2 separate regions of the Homo sapiens genome follow, and region 2 is linked to region 1. Evidence: chromatin contacts called from ENCODE Hi-C or POLR2A ChIA-PET data. All regions are on one chromosome and are shown on one strand. The core of a region is the stretch at or near the end of the contact, and the rest is flanking DNA. Distances in the headings are between cores, read along the strand shown. Region 1 holds the start of STXBP3 (syntaxin binding protein 3). Region 2 overlaps EEIG2 (EEIG family member 2).

What was found. A loop is a pair of places that touch in the nucleus more often than their neighbours do. ChIA-PET counts read pairs that join two places held with the same protein, here RNA polymerase II (POLR2A). Pooled maps may share reads with other maps.
Region 2: a pooled map shows a loop between it and region 1 (2.4-fold over the local background). The contact joins the enhancer-like site here to the promoter of STXBP3 in region 1. A Hi-C loop is called at or near these places in 2 of 168 maps with a recorded cell type or tissue (ascending aorta and endothelial cell of umbilical vein) and 14 of 50 pooled maps. POLR2A ChIA-PET finds 5 or more read pairs at or near these places in 1 of 52 experiments (B cell).

The regions. Positions count from the first base shown.
Region 1 is chr1:108,744,377-108,747,950 of GRCh38, reverse strand. STXBP3 (syntaxin binding protein 3) reads right to left here and starts at 1,277. Exons shown (of 19, transcript NM_007269.4): 1 at 1,165-1,277. The coding sequence starts at 1,213. RefSeq lists a silencer at 776-895 and enhancers at 1,096-1,505, 1,028-1,598.
Region 2 is chr1:108,582,111-108,586,005 of GRCh38, reverse strand. The region is part of intron 1 of EEIG2 (EEIG family member 2); the gene reads right to left. Among named protein-coding and RNA genes, the nearest start is that of EEIG2, 24 kb to the right of the region's middle. Within about 2 kb of position 1,510, at least 4 of the 41 ENCODE cell types and tissues checked have a DNase peak (open chromatin) inside an H3K27ac peak, as active enhancers do; they include endothelial cell of umbilical vein, where a contact is called at or near this core.

The DNA of each region.
Region 1 (3,574 bases), core at 28-2,527:
AATTTGTTACCCATTTTCACATAAATGTATTTAAATACCATTGTTTTAAAACATCTCAAATCTTAAGTCAGCCATGTAAATCTTGAAAAAGCAAATGCCAACCTTAAAATTATCTAATCTTTTAAAAGATAATTTCATATTTTTCACCTATTTATACATTTGCTTAGTGCCTGCTATATGTTAAGCACTATCCCAGTTACTGATTTGGATTTTTAATTTTAGACAAGGAACTCTAACTCCCAGAATTCTGCTGACTAAATCATTTGTTTTTTGTTCAACAAGTTGGACTAAGAAATACTAATTAGATGCTACTCCCTTTCCACTACTAGGCCATAATTATCTTGAACTCAGAGATACCAAACAATGATGGTTATTCCTGTTGGGTGGTTTCATTCTTTCTCTAACCTGCCAGACCTAGGTTTGGAGCGATGTTTATGAAAGTTGTGGATGATACCGCAGAACATCAGTAACCAATAAGGAGTCCGGTCCTAACAGCAGGGAGGGGCCCCCGAGAGTAGGGAAAACGGAAGGAGCGGCTCTTGCCCAGGCTATGCAGGAAGATGTCACGGCTGGACACCGGTCATTCCAATGGTCTCTTCTCAAGAACTTTTCAGAAAGTAGGCTCCTCTCGGAATAGGGGAAGATGAGTCTGTTAAACAGTGAGGTTTTTTGAAAAGCACGGGTTGATACTAACACGAATAAGCAGAATAAACAGTCCTTGCAAACTCCAGTGTGGGGTGGAGATGGGGGCGGAATAAACAGCGCCCGAATTGTCTCGGATGGAGAGACATCCCCAACTGGTGGAGCGCGGACGGGAGCGGAGAAGAGTGGGGAGCGCGGCCGAGGGCACGCACGGGCTCCGCGGGAGGGAAAGCCGGGCCGGGCGGCTCACCCGGGGCGGAGCTTCGCGGCCAGAGCGCGGCCGAGGCGAGGGGGTGCCCGACGCCAACGAGAAGGCCGCGTCCCGTCGCACCCCGCCCATCCCTGGTGCTGGCAAGGAATAAGGCAGGGCAGGAAAGCAGGAAGAAGTCCTCACACAGGTCCCAAAGCAACAAGTGCTCGCGGCGGCTCCTCAACAGACCGCTGGGTTGGGGCTGCAAAACGAGGCCCGGCACGGCAGCCTCCCGGCCTTCCCTCTCTCAACCCCTACCCCACCGCACTCACTCTGCCACACGACGCTCTTTAGCCCCCTCTCTGCCACCGGCGGCGCCATCTTCCCGACACTGCGGAGCAGCAGCCACCACCTTCCACTCCCAACCTACTTTGGCCGCAGAAGCGGCGTTGGGGTGGCCCCGCCCCTTGCTGCAGGGGAATGCCCCACCCCCTCTAGCAGACCGCGCCCTCCGGTGACGTCACGCGCGTCAGCAAGGGAATTTCCGCCCACTCCCGGACGGAGGCTGCGCAGTACAGGTGGAACCTCCGTGGGAAGTCGGGAGCCCCCTAGCGGGAGGCTGCTGTCGCCCGAGGTTCGACGTCCTGTGGCCTAGGAACGCGAAGTGCCAAACCGATCGTGAGCCAAGGCCGTCTATGAAATTCCGAGTTCACACATACACGAAGACTGGAGGATCCTCCCCATTACAGAAGAACCCTTCACTTCGCAAGGCGATTCATAATAGACTTCACTCAGTAGCCAGCCCAACTACCCAATGGAAAATGTACTGTCCCCAAATGATTATTTCATTCATTTTTTCAAGGACACAGTAATTGCGTAGAACTGTGAGGTTCCCTCCAGTGTGCCAAGAACTGTGCTGGACTTTTAGGAAACTCAAAGAAATGAGAGATCAACTCTTTCCCCTGAATAATTTACAATCTAATTAAAGAGCACAATTCCTGGAATGCTGCAGGTAGTTAAAACTTAGTTTAAAAATTGAATGCCTTAATGATAAGATATACATAAATGAACCAACAAAAGAATAATCATTTATTAACAAATTTATGCAACAAATGTAGGGAGGGCCTGTTAATGCTTCAGAATCTACAATTATTGTTGAAAGTTGATTCACAGAGGAGGAGATCTGAGCTCAGAAAGTTTAGGTAGAGATCTGTTTACTGAGATGGTTCCTTTGGGACTTTAAATCAAAGTAATCAAACGTAAGTGAGATCAGTTTAGTTGCTAAGAGCCCTAACTGTGAGATAACCATGTGACATTGGCAGAAAGTAGGCTTTCCTAGAAGGATTTGCAAAGAACCAGTGGCTGTAAAGATTCAAATTGGTCACACAGGGAAGTAGAAGTGGTTAGATACTACTACTAATAATAATGTCTAATATTTACTGAGTGCTTACTTACCATATGCCAGGCACCATGCTAAGTAGATTACCTCACTGATCCTCAAAGCAACACTTACAACAAGGAAACTGAGGCTTAATGAAGTCAAGTAACTTGCCAAGGATGCACTTAGTGGTGGAGTGGGAACAAAGATCAGGCTTGGGCTACATGGAAAGCAATAGAGTAGTCTGTGGGGTAACCTGCAATTTTTAGGAGAGGAAAGGCAAATGAAGAATTAAGAACAGGCTGGGCATGGTGGCTCACACCTGTAATCCCAGCACTTTGGGAGGCCTAGGCAGGAGGACTGATAGAGGCCAGGAGTTTAAGACCAGCCTGGGCAACATAGCAAGACTGCTGTCTCCACCAAAAAAAAAAAAAAAATTAATAAAAAAGTTAGCTGGGCATGATGGCGCATGCTACCTGCAAGCTGAGGAGTCGTAGCTACTTGCGAGGCTGACGTAGGACGACTGCTTGAGCCTGGGAGTTCCAGGCTGCAGTGAGCTATGATCATGCAACTGTACTCCAGTTTGGGGAACAGAATGAGACCCTGTATCTAACAATAAAAAAGGCCATAAAATGGGTTCTGGCACAACCTATGGCTGAGTGGTTTTTCTGTTCAAGGCTTATATGAGAATAGAAGCTGGAGCCCTGACCTCCTTTAAACCTACTCTAAATTGATTCAGTTGCTCAATGTTTTAAACAAGTGCACATATGATTTCCCTCTCCCTTTTCATTTTAAGTTAGGTTCTGCTTAGTTTAGCAGGGTGAAGCCCCAATCCATAAGAAAAATATGTGCCAGGGAAAATTCACCCTTCTGAGGTGAAGCCCCTTGCTCTGAAGAGCCAAACCAAGAGGGAAGAGTGAGATGGGTGAGGTGCCTCCATCTCTTACCCTTCAGGAGAATGACCAGGTGCCAGGGAATAATACAGGTCCCTCTGGGTTGGAAGTTTGACTCTGGTCACATGGGGTGCAGTTCTGGCTCATGCTCCTGAAGGCCAGAGTCCTTGGTGGCACTGCGGAATAGTGGAGCAAGCATGGTCTTTAACTGCACGTAGGCATAGGTTTACATCCTACAAAATCTGGCTCTGCCTCTTACTAGCAGTGTGACCTCAAACACCTCAGTTTCATTGCACCTGTGTGCTGAATATGAATATATTATCTCAAACCTCGCAACAGCCCAGCAAGATGACCATTGCCATTTTACATATGAGAAAACTGAGTCTCAGGGAGGTTAAATAAATCATGAAAAATCTCAAAATGAGCTAGGATCTGGATCCATCTGGCTCCAAGGCCATTGCTCTTTCTAGT
Region 2 (3,895 bases), core at 261-2,760, 160 kb after region 1:
AGGAACTCTATAATATCAGAGGAGGAAAATGTATCAGTTTTCTGGAACAGGAATATTAAACAGTAAGTTCAAAAGAATATGTTCGGGTCACCAAGACATACTTGGAAATACAGGTAAGAAGATGGTAGGGTGTTTACATTCTTGAGATCAAGAGAGAAATGAGCCAACGACATGGCCAGGGTATGACAAAACAGCACAAAGAGTTATTACAAACTGTACTATGAAGGCTCTGCTCTGGTTGTCTTGCTTATCCTTACACTAATGATATTACAATAATTCAGCACTTATGCGGATGAAGTAACTTATAATCAAAGGCACAGCAGCACAGCCTACTATTAATATAGCTCTACTTTGAAGGAAGGTCTGGGGAGGAGATGGAAGGGATCATATGCATTGGTAAAAGGATGAGATTATAGATGGCTGTATATAAAAGGACTGTAGTGAGCATACATGCTGGGACCTTCCTTGAGTGGCACAGACCTGCTGTGGTATCTCCTGCTGATATTGATTACAGTCAGTGTAAACAGATTTCATGTTTATGCCTTATATTGTGTTACTTGACCCATCTGACACCACTCCTCACATAGAAGGAAACCCCAGAGGGAGCAGGGTAGGTTAGAGAAACTCTAACAAACAGTTAAAATAGCTTCTTAATTATTTTGAATGCCGGACTGATGTTCCTTTGAAGGCAATACAGTACCAGCAGAGAGTCATGTGGCAGCTAGGGTTTATATAAGTTATCTTAGCAAAAATAGCTCTTGAATTCATTTTGACTTACTACCAGTTGGTAATAATTTTCAGTTTCTTGAATGAGCAAACAGTAAGAGCTAATATTGCAGTTATTACTGAGTTCCTAGTTGCTTCAGGAAGGCTTACACTTGATTAGCATAATGACGGAAGTTACAGTTTTCAATTGTGTATAATTACAAATGCATATTATCTGTATTCCTAGTTTGATGATTTTGTTTACTTTTCTATTAACAGAAATTATAAAGGTAATTTATGATTGCTTATAAGAGGTTATTAATTTAGTTTAAAGCAAAATCTTGCAACCAATTACCTTTTTTTGGAAGGACTATGAATAATCTTTTCTAACTACTTCCTGAGGCTATTTCTAAAGCTATTTCTATGTATTTCTGCCTCATACATAAAGGAAATAGTGATGTCCACAGAACTGTCCACATAAGATATTCAGGTACACTTCCTGTAAGTCATTTGTTAACCATAAAGATGCCTGGGATGGTACACAGACGTGATACTTTAACAATACAAAACCTTATGGTAACCTGAACTGGCCTCAAAAAGGTAAAAATAGCAGATAAAATGTTAATAACCATGTTTAGACACCAGCACTAGAGAATTCTCAGAAACTGCCATTGAAAGGTGGTTGTAATCTGCGAACAAGGAAATACAGAAAATGTTAACTAGAAATAAAATGTCACTAAATGCGTTTATTCTTATGCTATGCTAGCGATGACTCACTTAAATAAAACAAAGCAAACATGCAAAGTCCAAAATCGATACTATGGGTAGTTCCTCATTTCAGTAAGATAAAATAAGTCTTGGGTGTAAGCCAGTTTTTAAGCCACAATGCTTGGAAATAGCATTTGATTAGGAAAAGTCTGGGAATTTCTTCTTAAACTAGTAATCAGGTTTTAGGACAGAAAAAAAAATATTTTTTAAGAAAGCATACAGACTCTCAATCATGAGTTTGTTTTTAATATTTGTATCCCTATTTTCATTTACACTAATCCTTTGCCTCAATGTATAATCATGTTCAAGTCCTTCTCCTAAAAATAAATAAAATATTGCTGTTTATTCTTGTCTCTTTTACCCAATTGCATTTTTCTCCTTTTCTTCATTAACAGGGCTTCCAAAAGAAGTTACACTCCACACTTCTGCTCCTTCACCACCTGCTTGCTCTCTAATCCCTTGAAACCTGGTTTCTGTTCCTACAACTCCATTGAAACTTTTCTCTCAGAATTCCCTGAAGACTTGCTGATTGCCAAATAAACAGAGCATCTCTCATATTACCCCATCTCTCTACGCTATGGCAGAGCTGAACACCCTGTCCTCTAACGTACTTTCCATAGTTAGCTTCTGTGATACCACATACCTCCCCAATGTTTGGTCTCATTGGCCCTAATTAGGTCTTTTTCTACCAAGGTTCTGTCCTCTGGCCCTTGTGTTTTGTCCTGCATACTATCGTTGGCTTTATTATCTTGTCCCGGTGGATTATCTTAAAATCTAGGTTTGCGATCCTAACTATTCTGCAATCCTAACAGTTTATGTCTGTTTTCAGACTTAAACTTTCAGCCACTTACCACATACTGTCATATACCTCACTTGCTTCTTACACTCAAATGTTTAACAGCACAGAATTAGCAATAAAGGGAATACGTAGGAAACAACAGTAATAACCAAAACAGAAGAACTGTTACTTAATTTACACTCCATCCATTAAAGAATATGCATAGTATTATTGAAATAAATATACTAAAGTTTTTAGTAACATGGTACATGCTTATATTACAATGTTCAGTTAAAAAAAAAAAAAGCAGGAGGGTTGGACACAATGGCTCATTCCTATCCCAGCACTTTGGGAGATCAAGGTAGGTGGATTGCTTGAGCTCAGGAGTTCAAGACCAGCCTGGACAATGTGGTGAAACTCCATCTCTACAAAAAAAATACAATATTAGCAGGTGTGGTGGTGTGCACCTGTAGTCCTAGCTACTCAGGAGGATCACCTAAGCCCAGGGAGGTCAAGGGTGCAGTGAGCTATGACTGTGCTACTGCACTCCAGCCTGGATGACAGAGTGAGACCCTGTTTCAAAAAAAAACAAAAAACAAAAGGCAGCATAAAAAATTATGTATGTAATTTGGTTTCAACTGTGTAAAACACAAAATGGAAGACACTGGAAAGCTATATTTTAAGATATTAGCAGTGATTACCTCTGATAGGTAACATTTTCTTCTAATTTTATATATTTTCCACATTTTGTATGCTGATCAGGAGAAAGTGTGTGTGGGGGGTTCAAATCATATTACCTAAAGAATAAAATCATCTTCATGTGACTGCACCCAAGGCCTGCCAAATTCTGGTTCCCAGAGGACCTTTCCAGTCTTGTCCTTCACTGCATCCCCCAAATATGCTCTACTCTGCTCCCCCACTCAGCTACCATATTCTCTGCAATGTATCTGTTCATGCGCTTATCAAGTCTGTTTCTGTCCTACCCCAAAGCAGGACATTTCTACCCTGAAGATCTTTGCTGCCTAAACCCTGCTACAGAGCTGGAGGGCAATGCTCAAAATTCTCTCTTGGATTTGCTTAAGAAAGAAAAAATTCTGTTAAGTCTTCTATCCAAACCATGATGATTATTATTGGTAGTAATAACAAACATAAAACTCACTGGCTAAAATGACACATGATAGCATTTGCTGACTATAAATTGCCACAAAAAAATTAAGAATTCGTAACAGAATTTAGATATGTAAAATCTAGTCCTGAAAAACTGAATTTAATAAAAATTATAGCCACTATATATATTATGGCAGATTAATACAAATTAAGATAGCTATTACAATCTTTATACTTTGTGTAGATAATAGAATAAACACTAAAAAATAATCTCATAATGTAAAAAAATTGCAGTGAAGAATAATATAAATAGTTCAATGGCCTGGAATACAGGCATACCTCAGGGATATTATGGGTTCACTTCCAGACCACCGCAGTGAAGCAAATATCACAATAAAGTGAGTCACATTCATTTTTTGGTTTCCCAGTGCATAAAGAAGCTATGTCTACACTATATTTTAGTCTATTAAGTGTATAACAGCATTATGTCTAAAAAATGTATATACCTTAATTTAAAAATACTTTATTGCTAAAAAA